Linked DNA regions of Homo sapiens: region 1 is linked to region 2. A link is an interaction called in ENCODE POLR2A ChIA-PET data of the cell type or tissue named here. Cell type or tissue: HepG2. All regions are shown on one strand. Each heading gives the region's core, and the rest is flanking DNA. Links, peaks and the distances in the headings are about the cores only.

The links. ChIA-PET counts read pairs that join two places held together with the same protein. Peaks named below come from ENCODE experiments on the same cell type or tissue, not always from the same donor. Only the 100,000 strongest peaks of a DNase experiment are listed, where the experiment ranks them.
Region 1: POLR2A ChIA-PET joins it to region 2 with 15 read pairs; 3 of 35 experiments call an interaction of 5 or more read pairs at or near these places.

Annotation. Positions count from the first base shown.
Region 1 is chr6:29,901,202-29,917,964 of GRCh38, forward strand. It overlaps the pseudogene DDX39BP1, the pseudogene MCCD1P1 and the pseudogene LOC353008. Among named protein-coding and RNA genes, the nearest start is that of HCG4B, 18 kb to the right of the region's middle. In HepG2, for the core only: no CTCF peak of the experiment used is centred there; a DNase peak (open chromatin) is centred at 7,040; H3K4me3 peaks cover 362 bases.
Region 2 is chr6:29,956,529-29,967,533 of GRCh38, forward strand. It overlaps the pseudogene HLA-W. Among named protein-coding and RNA genes, the nearest start is that of HCG9, 13 kb to the right of the region's middle. RefSeq lists enhancers at 8,423-8,567, 8,547-8,842 and a cis regulatory region at 8,490-8,500. In HepG2, for the core only: no CTCF peak of the experiment used is centred there; DNase peaks (open chromatin) are centred at 8,493, 9,633 and 10,053; H3K4me3 peaks cover 1,624 bases.

The DNA.
Region 1 (16,763 bases), core at 5,932-8,431, 58 kb before region 2:
GAAAAACCTTCTCAAAAAGAAATGCCAAAGCCCAGATATCTTCACTGGTGAATTCTATCAAATATTTTGAAAGCTCTTTCAGACAAGAAGAGAGGAGGGAAGACTTTCCAGCCCATTTACAGAACTGGCATTACCCTCATATCAAAGTCACAGCAAGACTCACAGGAAAAGAGTGCCATACACCAGTGTCACCAATAAACATAAATGAAAACATCCTTAACAAACATTGGCAGATAATACAAAGCCACATAAAAAAGGATTACACTCCATGACCAATGGGATTCATCCCAGGAACATATGGTTGGATTAACATTTGAAAATCAGTTCATGGAATGCACTGTATTAATGGAAAAAAAGACATAATTATCTCAAAAGATGCAGGAGAAACAGTTGACAAAAATGTTAACATCACTCATGTTCATAAGTTTCAACAAAATAGGAATGGAGGAGACCTTCTTCACTCTGATAAAGGGCGTCTATAAAAAACCCACAGCTAAAATCAAACTTAATGAAGAAAGACTGAAGACTGAATGCTTTTCTCCTAAGATGGGGATCAATGCAAGGATGTCCAATCCCACCACTTTTATTTAATATTATACTGGAGATTGTAGCCAGTGCAATAAGGCAGAAAATTAAAAATTAAAGGCATCCAGATAAAAAGGAAAACATACAATTCTATTCACAGATAACATGACCCTGTCTGTAGAATTCACAAGCAGATAAAAACTGGCTAGCACTAATAAATGAATCCAGAAGGGCCCATAGGATATCAAATCAATATAAAAATTAATTATTAACATATTTCTCTATAGAAGCAATGAAAATCTCAACTTTCCTATCACAGTAGTTACCAGAAGAGCGAAATAGGAATAAATTTAGGAAGACAGCAGTGTTTGTTCACTGAAAATAAAAAAACATTCCTCAGAGAAATTAAAGGTCTAAATAAATGGAGAGATGCGAGTTGGAAAGCTCGATAATACTGTTAAGATGGCAGTTCTCCCCCAGTAGATCTATAGGTTCAACACAATCCCTATCAAAATCCCAGCAGGGATTTTATAGAAAATTGACAAAATAGGCCGGGCGCGGTGGCTCATGCCGGTAATCCCAGCACTTTGGGAGGCTGAGGCGGGCGGATCATGAGATCAGGAGATCCAGACCATCCTGGCTAACACGGTGAAACCCCGTCTCTACTAAAAATACAAAAAATTAGCCGGGCGTGGTGGCAGGCTCCTCGGGAGGCTGAGGCAGAAAAATGGCATGAACCCGGTAGGCAGAAGTTGCAGTGAGCGGAGATCGTGCCACTGCACTCCAGCCTGGGTGACAGAGCGAGACTCCGTCTCAAAAAAAAAAAAAAAAAAAAAGAAAAGAAAAAAAGAAAAGAAAATTGACAAAATAATCCTAAAAATGTATATGAAAATGCAGAGGATGCAGAAGGGCCAACACAAATTTGGAAAAAAAAATGGAATGTCATATGAAACTACAATAATCCAGACAGTGTGAAACTGAGAGACACAGAGATCAATGAACAGAAGTGAGAATCTAGAAAGATATTCTTACTTTTTTTGTCAGTTGATTTTCAATGAAGTTGCATAGGTAACACAATGTTACATTTAACACCATATAAAATATCAGCTCAAACAAATTAGAGACCTAAACAGCTAAAATTTATGAGTTAAAACTATAAAATTTCTAAAAGAAAATACAGGAGAAAATTTTTGTTACTTTGGGTAGTTAGGCAAAAGATTCTTAGTTAAAATACCAAAAGCATGATCTACAAATAAAAAAAAGAGAGAGAGAAATTGGGCTTAGTTAAAATTTAAAACTTGAGTGCTCCAAAAGACATTGAGAGAATGAGAAGACAAGCTATAGACAGGGAGAAAATATTTCACAATTTATCACAAATTACATTTGTGTTGAAAAACATGTTTCCAGAATAATGTGGCAAGTTCTTAAACTCAATGTAAGAAGATGAGCAACTCAACTGAAAATGAGCAAAACACACAAATATGCTCAACTGACATTTACAAAAGCACAAAAACAATTCAATGAAGGAAGGAGAGCTTTCCCAACAAACGGTGCTGGAGCAACTGGACAACCACAGTGGAAAAAAAATAAGCTGAGCCCAAACCTCACGCTTTATACAAAAAAAAAAAAAAAAACCTCAAAATGAATCACAGGCTTTAATGTAAAACACACAGTTAAAATTACAAACATTGAGCCAGGTGTGGTGTCACAGGCCTGTACTCTCACCTACTCAGGAGACTGAGTGGGAGGATCCCTTGAGCCCAGGAGTTCAAGGCCAGCCTAGGCAAGATTTTTTTTTAAATAAATAACAAATACATTAAAAAATTAAAATTACAAATCTTTTAACAAAAAGCCATCAGAACTAAGACTAGACAAAGAGTTCTTACACATAACACCAAAAGTATGATCCGTAAAAGAAAAAGTTACTAAACTGGATCTTTTCAAAATTAAAACTGTTGCTCTGTGAGAGACCTATGAAGAGCATAAAAAGACAAGCTACAGAATGAGAGAAGATATTTGCAAACCACATATTCAATAAAGACTTGCATTCACAATATATGAAGAAATGTAAAAACTCAACAGTAAAAATGAAATCCAAATAAACAATAGGCAATGAGCAAGACATGAACAGACGTTTCACTGAAGAGGATAAACACCAGGCTAACAAGCAGATGAAAAGACACTCAACATCACTATCCAGTAGGAAAATACAAATGAAAACTGCAGTGATGAGAATGGCTGAAATACAAAATAAAGGTAGCAACAGATGCTGGCAAGGTTACAGAGAAACTGGATCATTCATATTGCTGGTAGGAATGGATTTTAAAATGGTACAGCCACTCTGGAAATGGATATTGCAGTTTTCTTCAAACTGAACATGCAATTTACCATATGACTAGCAATTGCCCTCCTAGGCATTTATTTCAAACAAGGGAAAACTTTATGTTCATGAAAAACCTGTATACAAATACTCTTGCAGCTTTATTCATAATACTCCTGGAAGTAATTATTCATAATTACTTCCATAAACTGGAAATAATGCAATTGTCTTTCAGTGGGTGAAGGAGATCTGCTGGTTGAACTCATAACTGAGTCTACACAAGTGCCCTTTCTCAAGACTACTATCCTGCTTCTCTTTGCATATCTCCCATTTTCTCACAAAGAATATTAAAGACATGTACTCAAGGATCAAAATTTAATGAACATAAATATTTTACTGCTCCATCAAAGGCATTCTTAAATGGGACTGCAGTTTGGAGCCACTGCCTTGGTTCTGCTAAGGTGCTGGGTGTGCTACCGACCTTGGCATTTGCAGCATTAATGGAAAAGTCAACATAATGAAACAGGCAAATGGCATCTTGGTATTACTGTGAAAACAGGTTTCCCTCCAGGACTCTCTGAAGGCAGCTCAGGGGGCCATACTTTCAAAATGGCAGAGATCAATTATGGTTCCTAGTGAGACCCAACCCCTAGCCTATTCAGATTCAGCACTCTCTCTCGCTCTTTTTTTTCCCTCATTCTTCCAACTTATAATTGTATATATTTTCAAATGTGCAAAGAAGCTGAAAGAATAGTGCAGTAAAATTCAAGTTATCACTCTGATATATCTGATTAATATCTCTTTATATGCATGAAAGCAGCGTGTGGAATGATAGACAATAGAGACCCAGAAGGGTAAGAGTGGTTGGCAGTGGGTGTATCGTAGAGGAGTTTCTTGTTGGGGTCAATGTATCTGTCTCCAGTGCTGGATGCACTGAAGGCCCTGACTTTACCACAACTCAATATAGCAATGTAGCAAAACTGCACCTGTGCCCCATAAATATATACGAATTTAAAAATTTAAAAATAAAATAACATCTCTCTTTATAGATACAGGTAGACATGTTTGCATAGCATGTGTGTGAATGTGTGTGTATGTGTGTGTAGAGAGGCAGCAGGAATGAAGAGATTAAGCTTTTGTGACTGAGCCATTCTAAAGTAACAAACATAAAACACGCATGGATAAATGTCTATGTGACAACAAACCTGAATATAAACATGAAAGAATATGTCTATAAACATATCTCTGGCTAGATAACCTATGAAAGAATTCCCTACCCCAGCTCCCTTACTGGTTACCCTGTGAACACAGGCAGGCAGGGAACAGGACCCAACTAGGTTCCCTCATCCTCTTGCTTCCAGGCAGGTCCTGCATCCACTCCTGCTGCACAGAGGGCTCCCATCCCTGCCTTGGTCGGTTTCACAGGTGCTCCTCTAACTCTCTCTGCCACCACTGCCTTACCTGGGTGGAGCTGAGGCTGCCCTGACCAGGAACAGCACCACCCATCTGTGCCCCAAGACCAGGAAGTTAGGGGGAACCACGCAACAGAGTCAATAACTATCCCACCTCCCCAGTCAGTCTGAACTGATGGCGGGAGATGCTGATGCTTGCTTATCCTCATTCCCCGTTTATTTATTCTTCATTAATTCAATCCAAACTCCCCTCAGTCTGAACTGATGGTGGGAGATGCTGATGCTTGCTTATCCTCATTCCCCGTTTATTTATTCTTCATTAATTCGATCCAATCTCCCCAGCAGTCACTTCACCCAGGAAGCAGACTGACCTCTGCTCTTCATAATCAGGAAACCCCAAAGCACTCTTCATCACCTCCCTGATATCACCCTTCATCTCTACGTCATCACATGTGGGCTCTAACTCTGAAGGCAGGTGTCCTCCCACAGGGTCAACCCCTGAACATTGGCCCCAGATGTCTCCCCATCTCTTCCCAGCCCTTTCAGTACTGCTGTGAATCTGTCCCTCACTGAGAACTGGCGGGGCGATGTGGGGGAGGAGGGGAAATTTCTTGGTGCTGTGTCAAAGCATCAAGACAGACCTCTCCTTCTCTCCTGAACCTCACACTCTATCCCTTCCCAGACACTTGAAATAAAACACAGACCAGAAATGTTTATTTAAGAGTCAGCACAATTTCTTTTTCTAGACAAGTTTCTCTTATTCTCAGGGCTCAGCCATGACTGTGGGTGACCAAACAACTATTCACAAAGGACAGAGCTCACTTCAATGCCAGCTTATGAATCCACACCTTGCCACCTGCAGAGGTGGAAAAAGGCACCTAAATCCACGATCCAATAGTTCTTCCTGCCCTTAACTCCTCACACACATCAGGACACTTGGAGAGTGTGGAGGGCACCCAGGGTGCATGGTGGCAGTGGAGGCCTTGGGAAAACTGGCCAGGAAGCCAAGATATGCACCTCAGGTGACTACATTTTTTTACTGTTCTGCACTTGCTGGAGAATGACCCCAAAAGATAAGATCAATTTGTTGACTACCAACTTATTTGGCTGAGCCATGGACATGGAGCAGATGAGCATTGCCTTTACCTACGACATGCATGAGGATTCTGAGACCTACCTGCAGCAGTTAAGCCCCACACCCAGAGGGACACCCACTCTCCCACCTCCTTACTTTCTGTATCTTTTCACACTTTACATCCTCATCCTTCCCTCTGGGAGTCTTCCCTCTTTGGGTCTTCTAGTCCTATCCTACCCTCTATCCCCTTCCAGGTGGCACAGGGCTTGACCATCACATTTGTGTCAGGTGACAATAATGCCAGAATCCTCAGTATGGGCAGCATCGCTTTGAGGTGAGTGATAGTGAGCTGCCTGATGAGACAGACATCTCCTCCACAGTGAGTGCTGATGTCATGAAGCCCTTTAGGTCTTCCTAGTTCCTTAATATGTTTGTCTTCAATCCTGTCATGGGCACCTGATGCATAATGGACACTTGGCTGGTTCATGCACCCTGGTCTTTGATGCTGTGTTGGGATGTTTTTCTGACTGTTATGTGGGGTATCTGTTTTCTTTCATCATATTACATCTCTTTCCCCACTCCCAAGTCTGTCCTCTAAATCCACACAGTACACCAGCATCTGCATGTGTGCTGTGTGTTCCTGCCTCACTTTTTCCTTTTCATGCCTTATTCTCACCATGCCACATTTTCCCCTCAGTTGAACAGACACAGTAGGGGACTAGCCCATTCTGGCATGTGACCACGCTTCAGGAGGAGACTGCAGGTTGGGGGTGAAGGAGACTCTACTGACCCCACCCCTGACATCCTCTTCCCCCACCCCCTGGCTTCTGTCCTCTGCCTCAGCACCACTCCTGAACCCCCATTCCTGATTGTCAGAATTTTTAACATAACTAAAAATGAAACACAAGTGCCTCTGCATTATGTGTGGGTGCTCTCTCCCTTTATTTTATTTGGGGTGAGGTTATTTTAGGGCATGGCCCAGGGTAAATTCCTGCAAGGCCTTGGTGCCCTGCTGTGAGGTCAAAGAGGGATGGGACTAAGACTGCAGAGCCCTGGCTCCCCCACTACCTGCCAATTGCCAGCCCTTTGTGGGGTCTCTTCTGCTTTCTCTGGCCTGGGAGATGCTGGGGTGTTTCTGATCCTGGGGTTCCTGGGGGGTGGTGCACATTAGTTCCAGGCATGGAGGGTGCTGTGGGCACTGCTGGGAAGCTTGGCTGTCCCCTCCCAGGCTCTCTCCTCCCAGGCTCTCTCAGTGCCTCCTCATCTGTTTCTTTAGCTTTTGGATCTTGAGCACCAGGGCCCGGGCCCCCACCCACTCCTTCCCTTCCAGGAGGGCCTGGTCCAACTCCAGCTGCTGTGCAAGCAACTCCTCGGCTTGGGCCAGCTCAGCTGTGTGGGGGGCTCAGGGCCCTGGTCAGAGGGAGTGGAGGAGGGAACATCAGCCAGGGTAGAGGGGTTGAGGCCCTTGGAACCTGTGTTGCAAGATCTCATGGTAAGTGAGGAATTCGACGTTGTTTTCTCTTTTTCCAGCCCATTAGCTTAAGTCCACCTGTACTGAGAATCCCAGGGAGCAACCTGTCCTGGGCATAGGCCTCTGGAGGGCAGATACAGATCCCTGGCTCAGGGGCTATATCTGGATGCCTTGAATGAGGATGTGGGGTCACTGGAAAGAGACGACCAGGTGTCTGTCCCCACTAATAAATGATTAACTGTTAGATGAGGGGGAATTCCTGTTCAAGGACTCTGGACTGTGCTGCTCTGGGCAGAGGGAGGGCTGGAGAGAGGGAGCCCGGAGGGCTGGGTTGGGGTGGGGGTGGAAGGAGCTGAGAGTTGGAAATAGGCAAAAAGCTGCAGAGGTGAGGGTAGTGCAGGGTGGGATTGAGAGAATTTCCCCCGACTACTGTACTGATCCCTTCATCTCCTCCACCCGAGCACTTGGAGCCACCTAGGGGGTGGCCTCATCTTCCCACTGTCCCAGAAGCTGTTCTGCCCTTCCATACTTGCCTTGGAGTTTTGGGAGCAGCATGTTTATGAGCCCTGGGGTGCCAGGGACCAGGAGGGCAGGAGGAGGTGAAGAAAACAGCACCGAGAGAGCCAGGGGAGTGGGAGGACTGTGGCAGGTGAGGCAAAGAGCTGTCTGAGCCGCTCAGCAGCCTTCAGGAGGCTCTCTCCAGGCCTGTCTTCACTCCAGTGCCTGGCCCTACCCAGGCCCCCACTCCTACTCTGCTCTCAACCTGGCCCCAGACAGGATCCCAAACAACTCCTGTTCCTAATGTGAAAAATGTTTCTGCCGCTTTAGGCAGAACTTGCTTTAGAGCACTGGCACAGCCTTCCGCCGGTCGTGTGTCTGATTCTCTTGGCACTGTGCCTTTTTTCACTTATTCTTCTGCAAGGAAGGAATTATATCACTGGTTGGGTGAGGCAACTGGCTCAGATGGGTTCATTGAGCACTCACCCGCTGGGAGAGTGTCTGTCGGGGCCAGCTATGGCCAAGATGTGTCCAAGGCTCTATAGCTAGTTGGTGGAAAGGCCTGGAGGGTTCATATTCAGGTCCACCTAACTTGAAAACTTATATTGACCTTACTTAAGTACTGATTCCCCCTTTATAATCCATGCCGCAAACTTCATTGTCTTATTTTAAGAAGTTGCCATAAGAGCCTTTAGCAACCACCCTCCTGATCAGCCAGCAATCATCAACATTGAGGCAAGACCGTGCCCCAGCAAAAAGATTAAGATTAGCTGAAGCCTCAGATGATCCTTAGCATTTTTGAGCAATAGAGTAATTTTAAATTAAGGTATATACATAGTTCTTTTATACATAATGCTATCATACACTTAATAGGCTACAGTAGAGTGTGAATATAACTTTTCTATGCACTGGAAAAACAAAAATTTGTGTGACTTGTTTGTTGCCATGGTCTGAAACCAAATCTGCAGTGTCTCTGAGGTACGTCTGTAGTTTCCCTTTCTCTCTTCCTGCTGGCCCGGAATGACCTTGTTTCTTGCCCCTGTCTAGCCCTGCATGCTGCAAGGGTTTGCCTTCTCTGGTAGGTCTGGGAACTTTGCATCCTTGTAACCTTGGCTCCTGGCATACGACACTGGTACCAAGCTCTGTTGGACTAGTGAGCCTCCTCCCCACACACCTCCTGAACTAGAACCAAAGCTCTGTGCATGCACCGTGCATGTGTGAGCCAATGACAAGATGTTGTCTTCCTGCAGGTGTTCTGAAGGAATGTTCTGTTGTGACTGGAGGACACAGCCACGGGCCCCCCAGGCAGAAGTGGCTCAGAAGGGAGTGGATGGCCCCGGTTTTGATCATCTGGGGACAAGAAGGTCCTGAGATAAAAACCCATGTTTTGGAAAACAAAACTGCCTGAGACTGAAAAGTGGCTAACCAATTCGCTATCTGGGACATCACTGCACACTGGGATGGAAGATGGCTTCTGCCATGGTGTAGGGTCCTGGACCTAGACAAAGAGGCCTTCCTATGGCTCAGTGCTTCTGAAGCACCTTTAAATGAGGCCAAAGACCTCATGTTCATGATTAGCTGACTTGTTCCCACTCAGTGGAAAAAAAACCCAGAACTTTTGCAAAATTTTAGGAGAGAGGGATTTCCCTCTTGTCTCTTAGTGCTACGGTTATGCATGACTCATACTTGAATTGCAATGTGTACACAGCTTAAGGACTTAACTATTAGAATACAAGAGGCCCAAACTACTGTTGTTATAGATATGTAAAACTATATGGTATAAGGTTAAACAACCCACAACTAATTAACAGTGAAGATAAATTAACTACATTGCAAATTTAAAACAAGATTAGCAGCCTTTTAGAAAAAAAAACAAAACACATGGGAGGTTGCAAAGGCAATCTAAATGATACTCTAATAAAAATCCTTCATGAAAATGACATTTCAACCATCTGAGTTTCTGCTTTAAGTTATGAACTCCAGAATGGACTAACACCCAATAATTTACAGTAGGGAGGTCTAAGCCACAAAGAAAGGTGTCAGGGCAGACCTGAAACCTGGAATGAACACGCCCCCTCTCTCAGGGTAATGAGTAAATCCTCTAAGACCCGTTCTATCTCAGACAGACCATCCACTCATAAGGAGGTCAAAAACAAGTTCCACACAGCACTGAGACACAACCACCTCATTGTCCTCACCTCCACGGACAGAGCCCAGGTGAGAGCCACCCCTGCTCCTCCTCCCTCATCTCCCACAGCCTCAGCACCATTGTCTGCGCCGAGTCCACCAGGACTCAGCTCATCATGTCCTTTCCCTGTTTGTGTCAGTGACACTGGGTCCCCCACATACTCTGCACTCACATCCCCACAAGGCTCTGAACACCACTATTCTGTCTCCCCAACCTCCTGAACCACAGAAATCTTCCCAGTGCACCCCCTGGAATCTCAGTCAATGATCAGCAAAACCTCCACACCCTCCCTCAGGATGTTCCTGCACCTCACAGCTCCAGCAGCAACCTGGTCTCCCTGAGGACATGACCCCCTCCAAAGTCCTCCCACATAGGGGAGTTTCCCCCATGGACTTGTACCCCTGGGTTCAGAGGTGAGGTGGGGTCCTTTCTCCTCACTGTGGTTCTCAGAACTTTCTGCCTCCCTCCTCCCTAAAACCCCTAAGCTGTCATCAGATTAGACCCCCATTCCCCTCATTGTAGCCATTCCCTGTGGGCCCCTGGCCTTTCCTCTCAATCCTGACTCTTGTAGCTCTTGGTTCACTGTCACCCTCTCCAGCAGTCTCCTTGACTGTTGATGACTTCAACATGTGGTGGGTTGAGTAATGGTCCCGAAAGAGGTCCAGTCTTAGTCCTTGGAACCTGTGAACAGGTTGCATTACATGGTAAAAGGGACTTTACTCATGTAATGATGATTAAGGACCTTAAAATAGGGAGATTCTCCTGGACAATCTGTGTGGCCCCAATCAAATCAAATGAGCCACTAAAAGCAGAGAACCTGCCCTGGCTGGAGTCAGATTCTGCAGAGGAGGAAGGCAGAGGAGACATAGAAGAGGGGAGGTCAGACGTTCCAAGCAGGAGGATTGGATGTGCCTTAGGCACCATGTGTGAGTAGCTGAAAGAAGATTCTAGGAGCTAAGGGTGGCTCTTAACAAGGAAGTGGAAACCTCTGTTCTATGTGCAAGAAAGTGAATTCAGACAAGAACCTGAATGAGCTTGGAAGTGGATTCTTCCCCAGAGTCCCCAGGAAGGAACACAGACCTGCCCATACCTTGACCTTAGCCCCATAAGACTGTGCGGACTTGCAACCTACAGGACTGTAACATGATAATTAGGTGCTGTTTAAAGCCACTTGGTTTGTGGTAATTTTTATGGCAGCAATAGACACCTATACAGCAGAGAAGATGCCCTTGCTCCCTGGACTCTCAGATCCTGGAACTCCTCTCCTCCATGACCTTCTCCTCTCTCTGCCTGAATCTCATGCCCCTGTCATCCCCTAGGCCTCATCATGCCCAAGGACCCCAGCCCTTCCATACTCTCAATTTCACACTTCCCACTCTCTGGCCATCTTTCCACTCATCCCATGCAAGGTGGCCACAGGCTCTGAGGACACAGACTCTATCACTTTATCATATGCTGTGAGGTAATATCAGTGACTACTCATTGCATATGTGCCTGCATTCCAGGCTTGAAGTCCACCCTTTAGCACATCAATTCCAACAATCCTTCGACCCCCACCCTGGGAATACCAATCCAGTGATTCTGCCATCTACTCACTGTCCCTCATCGTTGGTGTCTTCTCTAACTTCATGACCCAAACCACATGGGGAGCCCCCACCAGGGCCAGCAATCACCCTCTCCCTGCATGGCTCACCCTCAGCCTCCTCCTGGCCTAGGTGACCCTTACACACCTTCTCTCTGTGCTCACACATCCAACCCTCCTTCCCCATTCTTATCTCAGCTGACAACCTTGGTTCCTACCTCACTGAGAAAACTGAACACATTAGAAGACAGATTCCATCACCATCTGCTCATGCATTTGCAGCTGCAACACATGTCAGGTGTTTTACCATGTCGGGGACTGTTGTGGGTAAACCATTCTGCTCCCAGCCAGAGCCAATCCCTCTTCTGGTGCCCCAAACATCATCCCTTATCATCTACTTAAAGGTGTCAGTTCATCAATTAATACCTTTTTTTCTCTTTATCATCAACCTTTTTCCTCTCTCCCCACTGGATCATTGTGGCAGTCATGAGAATGCACATCCCAGCCCCTCAGCTAGAGTAAGCAGAATTGATAGTGGCCTCAACTTTTGAATCCTGAAACCTATTGCCACATTTGCTCTGAGACCACACCTGCCCCCTGTCTTTTCCTGCCAATGACTGAGGAAAGCAGGGCAGAAACTAAGGCAGGAACATTTCTTCTCTGAAGGCTGACTGAAGCTCTAGGGCTTCCTGCCACGCTTACTGAACTTCTGTTAGCCTGCACAGGGTCTAGGATGCTTCCAGCTGACCTTCCTGCACTGTTTACCTCACTGGGGTTCAGAGTTGCTTTGTGGTCTGATGACATTCCCAGCATTTTCCGTCTGTGTCCTGAATTTCTCTCATAACTATTTCCTCCAATAAATCCTTGCACATTGAATACTGTATTGGGGTCTGCTCCTCAGGGGACCCTAACTAACACAAGTAGTATGAAGGGTGATCCATGAAAACAGGCAAAAATGAGAATTTGAAAAAAGCTTGCCCACTGCCTGGCAGGCCAAGAGGATGCCACCAGGGTTGTGGGAGACACAGAAATTCCATAGCACAGGATGCAGCTGAGCTGCTATGGGTCTCACCCGTGCTGAGCTGAGAGGATGCCCTGGTTAGGGGAAGCTATGGCAGGTGGGGTGATAGAATGCCCTGCACAATAATGACGGGGTTAGGGGGAAACCTACAAAGACAGTGGAGTTGGCTGGTTGCTGCTCAGCTGCAATGATGCCCTATGAAAGTATCATGAGAATCTGCAGATTGTTAACAGCTGTCACTGGCTACATGTGACAGCCTCTGCAGTGTCTCATGCAGAGGTCTTTATCTCTTGTAGCGAAAGGGCAGATACCGTGGAATGGTAGCTGAAGACATCATTATGAGGGCCACAGTGCTCCAGAGAGGTTTGCCACTCAGCCAAGGCAGGCCTGTTACAGGAAAGTCAGGACCCTGGTGGGGAAACCTGAGATTCTGCAAACAGGAACAGGGTTATCCGATGGGTGCCCTCCAGGATCCTCTGGGCATGCATAGGAGGCTCACCCTTCTCTAGTAATGGTTCCCACTTCCTATGCTGGAAGATGCTACAGAAGTCTCACCCCCATGATACAGCAGGAATCCCACTGAAGAGCTTTGCAGGAACTAGCTGGCACGTCCCCATAGGAGGCTGAGGAGCACTTCTGGGATTGGAATTTGAGGGTGTTTGATCAAGGAACCAGAATTTCAATCTGGAAGAATAAAAATCCTTTGGCTTGGAGGCACTTTCTCAAGGCATGGGTTTATCAAACACCCCAGGACTTTGATAAGCGGGGGGCCAAACCCACCGCTGGGGTGAATCCATATAGACTAGAAAAAATGATGCCTAACTCTCAACAAGGTAGACGTGACTTAGTTGCCCTGGAACTTGCACAGGATGGAATAACAAGGCTGAGGGAAGTGGGCATGGTGAAGGCCCACCAGTACCATGCTCCACAAGACAGTCCAAAGGAAACACCTTCCACCAGAGCCTCAGAAACGTGATGGTGAGAGGGACCTGCATCATTAAGAAGTGTCGGGGTGTTGTCCTCTGCAGGCTGGATGTGATGGTAGTAAAGATGACCCAGAGTTACATTTATTAATAACCCTGGGGAGAGTGTGGCCCTGAAGACACAAAGACCAAATGGTGGCAGTGACCTGAAAAAGCCAGAGGGCAGAGTTACTATGGCAAACTAAAAGGAGTAGCCAATAGGACTCAAGCTGCAGGGAATGTGGGGAAGGATAGTAGAGGGTGTTGTCCCAGGATTAGGACAGGAAGCCAACAAGGGCGCTGCTTGATATCTATGATAAGAAAGCAAGAATTGAGAAGCAGGAGGGTGAAGGTGTTTGACCCAATACAAAGTCATGATCCCATCCTCAATGCCTAGACCTCAGCCAAAGTTCAGATTCAGATCCCAGTGACAGAGGAGGAGTCCATATCCCTAGGAGGAATACCCTGCAACCCCGTGGAAGTAAATGCTGGCACAATTCCCTCAGTCCTTCAGCAAAGGAACCTATAGCCATTTACTCAGGAGATTGTACACTGGCGAAAGGAAAGATGCAGAACTGGTCAGATTATTGACACTGAGTGAGAGCTGACATTGATGCCCAGATGCCCACAGCACTATCATGTCTCCCATCACAGTGGGGCTTACGGAGGTCAGGGAGTAAACCTGGACACATTACAGCCCACAATGGAACTACTGGTTCCATAGACCCAGCCCTGGTTATCTTCCAATTCCCTGAGTACATAATTGACACTGATGCACTGTTAAGTGGAGTCACCCCCACACTGGGTCCCTAGTCTGTGGAGTCAGGACTCTCATTGTGCTGAAAGCCAAAGGGAAACCTCTGACGCTGCCCACATCCTGGCAAAAAAAAAAAAAAAAAATCATAGTGTGTCCCAGGGTGTGTCTTGAGGAAGACACTGAAAGTAATGTGGGAGTCACACCACCATTAGAGAGCTGAAGGATGTGGGATGGTGTTGGGGTTGTCTATTGTCTCTACATAATCCAGCAACCTGTCCCTGAGGAACCCTGATGAGGACTAAAGAATGAATGAGATTACTCCAGGTCTGGCCAAGCAGGAATTATAATTGCAGCTTTTATGTTGTCTGGATATCACTGCAGAGCAGAATAATAAAGCCTCGGGCACACAGCGTGCAGCTATGGATTTGGTGAGTGCATTTCTTTCCACTCCAATTAGAAAGGGGATATGGAGCGATTCACATCCATGTGGGATCCACAACACATTTATTTATAGTTTTTTCTCAGGGCTATTGTAACTCCCCTGCCCTATATAGTATGGTCTAAAGACAATACTAGACATACTGGATATTCTATAGGATATTAAATCAGCTCATTTCACTGACAACTTCATGTTGACTGCGGTGAATGAGCAGCAGGTAGAAAGTGCACTGGAGTCATTGGCAAAACACACGCACTCCAGTATGTGAAGATAAACCTTACAGAGCTTCAAGAGTGGCCACTGAAGTGAAGTTTTATGGGTTAACAAGTGCCAAGTGTTTAGGGGAATGCAGGTGTGTTCCCTCCAAGGTAAAAGACAAACTGTTTCATCTTGCATCCTCACCAGAAGGAAGGAAGCACACTGCCTGATGAGCCTCTTTGAGTTCTGACAACACCACATTCCACATCTAGGTACGTGCTTTGGCAAACACTCTAGGTGATATAGGAGGAGGCCAGCTTCAAGTAGGGCCTACACAGGAAAGGACCCTGCAGCAGATCCAGGCCATGGTGCGAGCAGCCAGCGTCCCTCAGACCCCCTGGGGCTGGTGGTGCCAGTGGTGGGGAAAGATGCAGGATGGAGCTGAACCAAGCACCAGTGGAAGAGTCACAGTGAAGGGCCTGGGATTCTGGAGTAAGATCGTATCATCCACAGCAGAGACATATGCCCCCTGTTAGAAGCAACTTTTAGTGTTCCTTGTCCTGATTTGATAGAAAGCTTGACCACAGGACACCAGGCAACTATGTGGTTCCAAGTGCCTTTGTGACCCACAACATCATAAATTGCACAAGCCCAACAGCATTCATCATGAAGTGAAAATGGTCCACCTGGGTTGAGCTTGAATCCCACGTTTACACCCACAGAAAACACCCAAGTCTGAAGTGGCACTGAACAACCAAACAGACAAATGGAAGTTAGCCAGCCTTCACCATGGGTCAGCCCAGGCCTGGTAGGATGAGTGCATGAATGGAGCAACCACAGTGGCAGGCATGAGGGCCAGCAGCACTGACTTCCCCCTACCAAGGCAGATCCAGCTGCTGCCACCTCTGAATGTCCAACTCATCAGCATTTTAGGCCCATGATATGCCCTAGTGGGGCACTATTTCTTTAGGTGACTAGCCATTAACTAAGAAGTTGACTACATTTACCTACTTCCATCCTGGAAGGACCAGAGGTTCATCTTCACAGGGTTAGGTACCTATTCTAGGGGGGTTTTTCTGTCCTGCTCTCAGACATAGCCAGTACCATTCTCTGGATGCTGTTGACATTCCTGGTCTGCAGGCTAGGTTGTGCTCCTAGCCCATTATCTGCCTGAAGGACCCACTTGGCAAGGGAAAGATTCAGTGTTTCCATGGCTGTTCCTTCCACTAACCCTATCACCAGCTACTCTCCCCAGGGGCTGCCAGCCACAAGGAATGCCCCATATGTAGCCTCACACCTGCCACTGTGGTTGTTCCATTCATGTGCCCATCCTATCATGCATGGGCTGACCCATAGTGAAGGCTGGCTAACTTCCATTTGTCTGTTTCGTTGTTTAATGACACTTCAGACTTGGCTGTTTTCTGTGGGTGTCAACATGGGATTCAAGCTCAACCCAGGTGGACCATTTTCACCTCATGATGAATGCTGTTTGGCCTGTGCAATCTATGACTTTCTGGGTCACACAGGCACTTGGAACCACATAGTTGCTTGGAGTCCCGTGATCTTCCACAGGCACAACTAAGTGCCAGCCTGGAGGAAACACTCTGAGGGTTGCATGCCATCTTTCAGGACATGGTGCGTTGTTTAAATCAGAGATGTCTCTACAGTTCTGTGTTCGCAAGAGGAAGAACATGTGGGTCCAGAAATCAAACGGTGGAAGCAAGTATGGCTCCATGTCTAATGTTTTAGATTCACGTAATGGGGTATTTGACATGTTTTATCTCAGAACACTGGGCTGTGCAGGGTACGAGGTCCTGGTTTGCAAAGGAGGGTACCCTTAAAAGCAGACAAAAGACAGCCCACTGAACTACACATTAAGTGTGTCACCAGAGAAGTGTGGACAGTATATGCCCAGAGACCACCTGGTGAGAAGAGGAGTCTCCTCCTCTCCAGGCCCAGGTAATAGATCCTCATCCCCAGGAGGAGGCATGGCTACTTTCACACAATAAAGGCAGAAGTGTGGAAACCAGAGATCCACCTGGGGGCCTTCTGTTTTCCCTCACCCCATTGCAAGTGTGAGTAGAATTATCCAGCAATTCAGCCTGAGAGGATTTGATTTCCAAGGGCCCAGACCCATCAGGGCAGAAGGTTTGAGTCACACTCCTGGGTAATCCTCCAAGGCCGTGCTCCTGTGCTCTGACATCCTCAGTGGCATTGGTGCTGAGGCCCTGCTTCCCATGGACTATTCCCAACCAGTGATGGGTCACACCAGTGACACTAAGGCAGGACATTCCTGGAAGACAGGGGACTCCTCT
Region 2 (11,005 bases), core at 8,336-10,835:
GAGGCGGGGCTCCGTCGAGGCTGAGGCGGGGCTCAGCGGCCTGGGCTGACCGCAGTCGCTGGGAATGGGTCTCACACCCTTCAATGGGTACACAGCTGCGACGTGGACTCGGACTGCAGTCTCCTCAGTGGGTATGAACATACCCTATCACGGCGCCAGTTACCTCGTCCGAAACCAGGAACTGCGCTCTTGGACTGCAGCGGACAAGGCGGCTCAGATGCCCTGGCGGAGGAACAGGCAGAGCTGCTCAAAACCTACCTGCAGGGAAGGTGGGCGGAGTGGCTCAGCAAAGTCCTTAAGAATGGGAAGGAGAGGCTGCAGTGCCCAGGTACCAGTGGCCACGGGGTGCCTCCCTGATCTCCTGCAGATCTCCTTGAGTCACATTCCAAAAGAAGGGAAGGAAAATGGGACCAACGCTAAAATATCCCTCTCCCTCTTGTGAGGAGGAAGAGTCCTCCCGGGTTTTCAGATCCTATACTAGAGAGTGACTGAGGGCCTGCCCTGCACTCTGGGACAGTTAAAGGATGTAGTCTCTGAGGGAAAGGAGGGGAAGACAATCCCTGAAATACTGATCCGCGGTCCCCTTTGTCCCCACAGCAGCCTTGGGCACCAGGAATTTTCCTCTCAGGCCTTGTTCTCTGCCTCACACTCAATGTGTATTTGTGGGTCTGATTCCAGCTTTTTTGACCTCGGCCTCCGCTCAGGTCAGGACCAGAAATCTCTGTTCCGGCCTCAGACACTAAAACTTTCTAAGGAATAGAAGATTGCCCCAGGTGCCTGTGTCTAGACTGGTGTCTGAGTTGCTCCCTTCCCCACTTCAGGTGTCCCGTCAATTTTCAGGATGGTCCCATGAGGTGGAATGTCCCATGAGGAATGCAAAGTGCCTGAATTTTCTGACTCTTCCCCTCAGAACCCCAAAGACTCACATGACCCACCACCCCATCTCTGACCATGAGGCCACCCTGAGGTGCTGGGCTCTGGGCTTCTACCCTGTGGAGATCACACTGACCCAGTAGTGGGATGGACAGGACCAAATGTAGGATGCAGAGGTTGTGGAGACCACACCTGCAGGGTACAGAACCTTCCAGAAGTGGGCAGCTGTGGTGGTGTCTTCTGGAGAGGAGCAGAGATACACATGCCATGTGCAGCACGATGGGCTGCCAGAGCCCCTCACCCTGAGATGGGTAAGGAAGGGGATGAGGGGTCATGTCTCTTCTCACGGGAACTAGGAGCCCTTCTGGAGCCCTTCAGCAAGGTCAGGGTTTGAGGCCTGATGGTCAGGGCCCCTCACGTTCCCCTCCTTTCTTACAGCTGTCTTCCCAGCCCACCAGCCCCATCATGGGCATCGTTACTGTCCTGGTTGTTCTTGGTGCTGTTTTCACCAGAGCTGTGGTCACTGCTGTGATGTGAAGAATAAGAGCCCAGGTAGGAAAGGGGTGAGCTCCGAGTTTTCTTCTTCCATTGGTGGATTCCCAGCCCCAGATGGGAGTTGGCTTGTATCCTGCCTAGTCATGAGGCACCATCTCTGTCTATCAACACTTACTCTTTTGTAAAGAACTTGTGAAAATGAAGGACAAATTTATCACCTTCATTGGAGTCATGGGAACCTGACTCCCAGCAGTCACAGGTCAGGGGAAGGTACCCGCAGAGGACAGACCTCACTAGGACAATTAGTCCAGTTTCAACACATCCTCTTACCTAGGGTTTCCTGATTCTGACCTGGGTCTGCAGTCACAGTTCTGGACACTCCTCTGGGATCTCATGACCCTGCTTCCTCCCTGGCCTTTCACAGTTTATTTTCTTTCCACAGATGGAAAAGGAGGCAGCTATGCTAAGGCTTCATGCAAGTGTGGTAGGGGTGGGAAGAGTGATCCCTGAGATCCTTGGGATAGTGTAGACAGGAGCCCATGGGGGAGCTCACCACCCCAAAATTCCTCCTTTAGTCACATCATCTGTGGGCTCTGACCAGATTTTGTTTTTGTTCCACCCGAAACAGGGACAGTACCCAGGGCTCTGATGTGTCTCTCAAGGCTTGTAAAATGACAACTTAGGGGGCCTGAAGGGAAGGAGGAGTTGGGGCATAGGGGACACAACTAGGCTCTGGAGATTCTTTGATTTGGAATTTTTCAGGGTGTGGTGGGCTGTTCAGTGTCACAACTTACTATGACTGATCTGAATTTGTTCATGACTATTTTTTTTCTAAGACTGCCTTGTGAGGGACTGAGATGCAAGATTTGTTCATGCCTCCCCTTTGTGACTTCAAGGGCCTCTGTCTTCTCTTTCTGCCAAGGTGTCTGAATGTGTCTACATCCCTGGTATCATGTGAGAAGTGGGGAGACCAGCCCACCCTCATGTCCACCATCACCCCTGATATTGTTTGGATCTGTGTCTCCACCCAAATCTCATGTTCACTTGTAATCACTAAGGTTGGAGGTGGCACCTCAGGGAGGTGATTGGCTCATGAGGATGGATCCTTCATGAATAGTTTAGGACCATCTCTTTGGTGCTGTTCTTGTGATAGTTCTCACAACGTCTGGTGTTTAAAAGTGTGTGGTACCTCCCTGCTCTCTCTCCCTCCTACTCCAGGCTTGTAAGTCATGCCTACTTCCCCTTAACCTTCCAGCATGATTGAAAATTTCCTGAGGTCCTCTCATAAGTTGAGCAGATGCCAGAATCATACTTTCATATAGCCTGCAGAACCATGAGCCAATTTAAACCTTCTGTCTTTATAAATTACCCAGTCTCAGGTATTTCTTTATAACAGTTGAGAATGAATAATTCAGAAAATCGGTACCAGAAGTTGGGTACTGCAATAAACGTAGCTGAAAATGTGAAAATGTCTTTGGAACTGGGTAACAGGTAGAGGTTGGAAGAGTTTGGAGAGTTTAGAAGACAAGAAAATGGGGGAAAACTTGCAACTTCCTAGAGGTTTGTTAAATTGTTGTGACCAAAATGCTGATAGTGATATAGACAATAGAGCCCAGGCTGATGAGGTCTCAGATGGAGATGAGGAACTTACTGGGACCTAGAGAAAAGGTCACTTTTGTTATGCATTGGCAAAGAACTTGGAGGCATTCTGCCCCCTCCTTAGGGATCTGTGGAACTTTGAACATGAGGGTGATGATTAAGGGTATCTGATAGAAGAAATTTCTAAGCAGCATAGCATTCAAGATTTGGCTTCCTGTTGTAATAGTCTATGCACATATGTGTGAGCAAAAAAATGATCTGAAACTGGAACTGATATTTAAAGGGGAAATTTAATATCCAGGACAATTCCCAGTGGAGCTGCAGGAGCAGGACCCCTATCAGGACTACTAAATGGTGGAGCCACTGGCAATGTGCAAGCTCAGCTTGGAAAATCCATAGGTATTCAATTTTCACCCATGAGAGCAGCTATATGGGTTATGTTCAGCAAACCCAAGGATGTGGGGCTGCAAATGGCATTGTGAGCCCACCACTTGAACCAGTGTGCTCAGGATTCAAGATATAGGGTCAAAGGAGATTATTTTAGAGCTTTAAATTTTAACATCTTCCATGATGAGTTTCAGCTTTGTGAGGACACTGCATTCATTTCTTTTGGCCCATTTATTCCTTTTAGAATGGAAATGTATAAGAAATGTCTCTTCCACTCTTGTATTAATATTTTAGAAGTAAATAACCTTTTTAAAACTTTACAGGCTCACAGCTATAGGGACTTACCTTGAGTCTCAGATGAGACTTTGGAATTTTGAGTTGATGCTGGAACAACCTAGCACATTTGGGACAATTGGGAAATTATCATATTTTGCAATGGGAGAAAAACATGAGCTCTGGCTGGCTAGGGACAGAATGTAATGATATAAATATTTACCCCCGATACCTCATGTTAAAATCTGACCCCCAGTGTTGGACGTGGGGCCTAATGGGTGCTGTTTGGGTCATGGGGGCCAATCTTTTATGAATAAAGAGATCCTGTCCTCTCTCGCAAGTGAATGAATTGTTACTCTTTTAGTTTCCAAGAGAGACAGTTGTTAAAAAGAGCCTGGCAACTTCCTAAGCTCTCTGTTCCTCTCTTACCGTGTGATCTCTGCACATACCAGCTCCCCTTTGCCTTCTGCCATGAGTGGGAGCAGCCTGAGGCCCTCACCAAATGCTCAAACATTTCCAGACATCAGAATCCCAAGCCACATGAACCTTGTTTATATAAATTAGTCAGTCTCTGACATTTCTTTATAGCAACACAAAATGGAATAAGACAGCGCTCTCATCACAGGTATGTGTCTCTGGCATTCAGCCCCCATTCTCAAGATATCCAGGGTCCGCTCAGCCATGAGTCCTCTCATCAATATTCTAACTCTTATCACTCAAGAGATTCTAAGGTTTTTAGGAGAAACCAGGGACAAAGACTAAATGTTTTTGTTATACCTCAGATTACCCGCTTTTCTTTGACCACATATCTTTTATAGGAAAAGGATTATAAAAGTAAAGAGGTATTGGCGTATTATCAGAGTCTCATTCAGTCATTCAAAATTAGAACAGTTCACCATCCTCTCGTATGAATATGTCTCCCAGAATGAAGTCACTCAGGTTTGCAGACACCACTCAACCTTACCAGGCTCCAAAAACAAGAATGGTCTCAAGGACATATGGCTTCACTCTTTTAGGCACCCAGTATAATTGACCTAAGAGACAATATCTTCTCTTGCTCACAGCACTTTTGAGGAGTTAAGCTAATATTGAATTTTCCTCATTATATAACCCTTTGATTTAGTCACTTACCCTCAGCCATTATTCCTCCTTCTGTCCCTTTATATCAGTCTTTTCCAGTTTTAGAGGTGACATCAGGTTTGTCTGCTGTGCTGACCTAGACTGCAGGCAGCAATAGTATTCTAGCATGCCTTCCCTCGGTCTACTCTTGGTCATAGAGGGTAGGTTATGTAGGTAAGGAACTAGTGGGGGCCATCTGACCACCAGGCTATATAGCTCTATTTACTGTTAATCCTGACTTTGCCAGATGAAATGAAGGCATAGCACCATCTTTGAGTTGCTTGAGAATTCTTATATAAAGATGTAAATATATAGTTATGGTTTTTGGCTTAAAGATAATTCCTGTTTCTGGCACTTTGATTTTCATCCCTATTCCTGGTACCACTGCATCACATATGAAAAAAGAAATTTGAGGTGAAGCGTAGTCATTATTCCAGCATCCTCTCCCCTTCAGAAGAATTGTATGTATAGTCATAACAGCATCATCCTGATCCATCAGGTAAAAGAGAGGAAGCTATCTAGAGGAGTCACTCTTGCAGCCCCACCCATGTGGACAGTGAGCACATTCATGAAGATGTAAAAGCCAGTCCTTCATGTTTATATTGCCCAACAACTATATTGCCAGTTTTTAGACAAACAATGCTTCAACTGACCATTTCAATTTTCTATCAAAGTTTTCTTCTGAGGAGGACATCTCCCTGTGCATTGTTAGCCATTTGAGGCTGTAAAGTGTGTTTTCTTGCGTAAAGAAATGGGACTCAGCAGTCCACATTGGTGCAATCTCTTTTTTTCTGGTGATTTCATAGCCCTTGAAGCATTGACCTCTTCCCCTGGTTGAGCATAGCCCAATCCAGAGTCAGTGACTTTCCTGTCAAGATCCCTTGGCAGCTCCTTTGGGGTTGCTGCCATCAGTCTGGCTTGCCAGCCATGTATGATCAAAGCCTTCCCACTAGAGAATCACATAGCCATCTGCTGCCTCTGTCTGTTTTCTTGACCAACAGTCAAAACAGAGATGATAAGAAATGAGATAAATTACCAAAATTGTGAACAAAAGAGAGATTATCACTAGTGACCCTTTAGAAATTCAAAAGCATTATAAGTGAAGACTCTGAAAAACCTGAAGTCAATAAGTTAGACCACTTAGATAAAATGGACAGATTCATACAAAGATAGAAATTGCCAAAACTGACTCAAAAATAACTAGAAAACCTGAAATAAGGAAAAACAAAAAATAATAATGTATTGCTTGCTGTTTTATCTGGCCTAAAAAGCCCATTTGTCAGCCTTCAGTCCTTTGGCCTAAGTTTAGCTCAAATAAGGACTGTATATGCCAAGCTTTAATTCTCTATGTGAATGATAAAACCCCATCTTCACAAGAGGAGATGGGTTATGCTGTTTGTTGGATTAGTGAATTAAGCCCCGTGTTCCCCCTTAAAGAGAAATAAAAAGAGCATAGTAAAGAGCCCTCACCCAGTGAAAAGCCCTGGGATCCCCTAACACGCTTGCCCTACACCCTATACATCTCACAAAGTAGAGGACAGGGAGATCAGGGGGCAAAAGGAAGGTCGGAGGAAAAGGATTTGGGAGGTCATGAAGGAGCTAAACCCAATGCTCCCTTAAATCCTTATCCAAACTTGAGGAAAGAATTAGAACAATGTAAGGAAGGACAAACCTGATAAAAACAAGCAATGGGGAAAGGATTCCCGATTTAATAAATGGTGTTGGGAAAACTGGCTAGCCATATGCAGAAAACTGAAACTGGACCCCCTCCTTACACCTTATACAAAAATCAACTCAAGATGGATTAAAGACTTAAACATAAGACCTAAAACTGTAAAAACCCTAGAAGAAAACCTAGGCAATACCATTCAGGACATAGGCATGGGCGAAGACTTCATGACTAAAACACAAAAAGCAATGGCAACGAAAGCCAGAATTGACTAATGGGATCTAATTAAACTCAAGAGCTTCTGCACAGCAAAAGAAACTATCATCAGAGTGAACAGGCCACCTATGGAATGGGAGAAAATTTTTGCAATCTGTCCATCTGACAAAGGGCTAATATCCAGAATCTACAAAGAACTTAATTTACATGAAAAAAACAAACAACTCCATCAAAAAGTGGGCGACGGATATGAAAAGACACTTCTCAAAAGAAGACATTTATGTAGTCAACAAACATATGAAAAAAGGCCCATAGTCACTTATCATTAGAGAAATGCAAATCAAAACCACAATGAGATACCATCTCACACCAATTAGAATGGCGATCATTAAAAAGTCAGGAAACAACAGATGCTGGAGAGGATGTGGAGAAATAGGAACGCTTTTACACTGTTGGTCGGAGTGTAAATTAGTTCAACCATCGTGGAAGATAATGTGGCAATTCCTCAAGGATCTAGAACCAGAAATACCATTTGACCCAGCAATCCCACAATCCCACTACTGGATATATACCCAAAGGATTATAAACATTTTACTATAAAGATACATACACACATATGTTTATTGCGGCACTGTTCACAATAGCAAAGACTTGGAACCAATCCAAATGCCCATCAATGATAGACTGAATAAAGAAAATGTGGCACATATACACCATGGAATACTATGCAGCCATAAAAAGGATGAGTTCATGTCCTTTGCAGGGACATGGATGAAGCTGGAAACCATCATTCTCAGGAAACCATCAGCTACGTGTTCTCTGGGTCTCTCAGAGAAAGACCCACAAGAACAGAAAACCAAACACTGCATGTTCTCACTCAAATGGGAGTTGAACAATGAGAACACATGGACACAGGGAGGGGAACATCACACACTGGGGCCTGTCTGAGGGTAGGGGGCTAGGGGAGGGATAGCATTAGGAGAAATACCTAATGTAGATGATGAGTTGATGGGTGCAGCAAACCACCATGGCACATGTATACCTATGTAACAAACCTGCATGTTCTGCACGTGTATCCCAGAGTTTAAAGTATAATAATGATAATAATAATAAATTGGATTTGTAAGTGTGCCTTTAACAAGTACTGAGGTTAGGAATTTTAAAAAGGAAATGAGGCCACTCTCGGAAGATCCCCTCAGTTTAGCAGAACAGCTAGATCAATTTTTAGAACCAAATTTTTATACTTGGGCTGAGATAATTCAATCATGAATATTCTGTTTACTGGGAAAAAGACGGGAATAATTAGAAGGGCAGCCATAATCATTTGGGAGAGACAGCAGCATCCTCCTGGGTAAGGAGTCCTGCCAGCTAAGCAGAAATTCCCAAATGCAGATCCTGGATGGGATAATAATGACCCCAGGGATCGGGTCCAAATGCAAGACCATAGGGAGCTAATAATTAGAGGGATTATGCAGTCCACTCATAGGACACAAAACGTCCCCAAAGCATTCAAGATCCAACAACAAGAAGAGGAGACTCCCTCTGCATTTCTGCAGAGGCTCAGGGATCAAGTGAAAAAATATTCAGGATTAAATCCAGAGGACCCAGTAGGGCAAGGCCTTTTAAAGGTTAATTTTGTAACTAAAAGCTGATGTAATATTACTAAGAAACTGCAAAAGATTAACGGATGGAATAAAAAACCAATTAAGGAAATACTGAGGGAAGCTCAGAAAGTTTGTGTGTGTGTGTGAGAGAAAGAGAGAGAGAGAGAGTTAAGCTGCTATACCTGAAGGAAGAGAGAGCCAGCGGCACAGCTGTGTGTGGCAGCTGGCTTCTAAAAGCTGTTGATAAAGGTTACTGCTGAGTCATTTCCGCAGAGCTGCCTGTTTTTGCAGACAGACAAGGGGAGCCAGGGCACAGCACGGCTCGGCTCATGCCCAGAGAAAGAGGAAGAAGCTGAGTGTGAGACAGAAAGGAAATGGGATGGCAGAGAGAGAATAGAAGAGGAAAATTAGCAAGAGAGACTAAAAGAGACAGAGATCAAAGAGAAACACAGAAGGTAAAACTGGGGAGACAAATAATGTAAAAGGAAAAAAGAGTACAAGACAAAGTGAGAGAATGCTGAGAGGTTGGCAGGGCTGGGGGAAGTTTCTGGGGACTTAAGCAACAAGGAGGTGCAGGGGAAGGGTGCATGCAGTGCGTGGCCACTGAGGAACGACAAAACCCGGGAACTGGGGGATGGATGCAAGTGAGAAAGGGATGTGGAGGAGAGTTTAGGATCAGGCTGCCTGAGGTGTAATGGGTTGCCTACAGCAAAAACTAGATGGCTGTTTATCAGGAGGTGGTCAAAAGGATTCAAGTTATGGAAGAGTAAATGAATAAGATAACATTAAGGTTTTGTTGTTGTTTTAGTGAGAGGCTGGAAGGCCACCAGGGGCAGTTAGCTGTCAGTAAGGCAGCAGAAGGGCTGGGGTCGCTACATAAGGAAAATCAGTACTAGGGCTGTAAACTCAAATGACTACAGGGCCAGCAAATAATAAAAAGGAGGGCTGCAGGGCTGGGTGGGAACTGTGGCGGCTGCTCAGCTCTTCTTACAGTGCTGGCACTGTGTTTTCAGATTGTCTGCTTTGTCAGAGGACAAAATTCTGACTTTTTATGTAAAATATAATTTTAAAATGCTGATATTCTGTTCAAATAACTTAAAAACCCAAAACAGGCAAAAGAGGATGCCAGTTTGCAATCCCTGAAGTAGAGAGAGCTCGTGCTGGGGAAAAGTCTGCCAAAATGCTTTAAGGTGGAATGTGTAAAAGTTCTGTTTCCCAGAGTCGGGCTGGGCCAGGGGAGGATCCTTGCAGCCCAGGAGGAGGAAAAGCCACTAAGTCCCCTCCCAGGGCTGGACAAACTGGAGACCCTTTACAGTTGCTGGGTCACCAGTGGGGGTTGCTTGAAACACAAACAGTGCACCTCTAGGCCTGCCACGGAGAGGAACGGTGCCTTTGAAGCACAAAAAAAAAAAAAAAACAGGAAGGGAGGGCGGAGCCAGAAATGCCTTTTCTAATGAGAGTACCCATCAGGGAAGGCTCCATAGGCTGGCAGATCTTCAAACCAGCAGCTCTTGGCCCAAAGCCAAACCCAGCAGGGCCCGGCCAAGGGCACTCTGGGATGCCAGCTGATCAGTCCCTTGCCTCCCCAAGACCTCCTGGGGTCAATGGGCCCTCGGGAGGTGACTAAACTAACACCAGCCAGTTTCTTATGAAAAGGAGAGGAGAATAAGAAGGCGTCAGAGTATAACTGTTTAGATATCACAGAGTATCAAACTAAAGTTAGTACCAAACCTTAAAGGAACTCTACTACATAATGGGATGAGGTTGTTTATGAATGGGTCATCCTGAGTAATAAATGGTAAAAGACACAATGGCTGTGCTGTCATGAACAAAAACAAACAATCCTTATGTGAAAAAGTTAAATTACTCAATAACTGGTCAGCCCAAACCTGTAAATTTTATGCTTTTAACCAAACCCTAAAGCTCCTAGAAGATCAAGAAGACACTATATATACTAATTCCAAATATGCCTATAAAGTAGTACACACCTTTGAAAAAATCTGGACAGAGCAGGGCCTAGAAAATAGCAGGGCAAAATAATTGGTACATGGGGAACAAGTTTTAGAAAGCCTCCTGTTTCCAGCAGAGACAGCCATAGTTCATGTAAATGGCCATCAGAAAAGAAACACTATAGAAGCTGTAGGGAACAGGCTTGTGGATAAGGCTGCTAAGCAAGTCTCCCTGGAGGAAAAATTTAAACTGTTTAGCCCAGATATCCCTAAGGTGATATTAAAACCCCAATTTTCAAAAGAGGAGGAAAAGCTAGGCAAGATAGGAGCCACTTAAACTAAGAATGGAAGGTGAGTGCTCCCTGATGGGAGAGAAATAATAAACAAACCCATAATAAAAAATCTAATGTTGGCCGGGTGCGGTGGCTCATGCCTGTAATCCCAGCACTTTGGGAGGCGGAGGCGGGTAGATCACAAGGTCAGGAGATCAAAACCATCCTGGCTAACACAGTGAAACCCTGTCTCTACTAAAAATACAAAAAAGTAGCCGGGGCGTGGTTGTGGGTGCCTGTAGTTCCAGCTACTCGGGAGGCTGAGGCAGGAGAATGGCATGAACCCAAGAGGTGGAGCTTGCAGTGAGCCGAGATCGTGCCACTGCACTCCAGCCTGGGTGACAGAGCGAGATTCTGTCTAAAAAAAGAAAAAAAAAATCTAATGTCTATATTGCATAAGGGAAGTCATTGGGGTCCCCAGGACATGTGTGATGAAATACTAAAGAATTATGGGTGTATAGAAATGTATGCCCTGGCTAAACAAGTGTG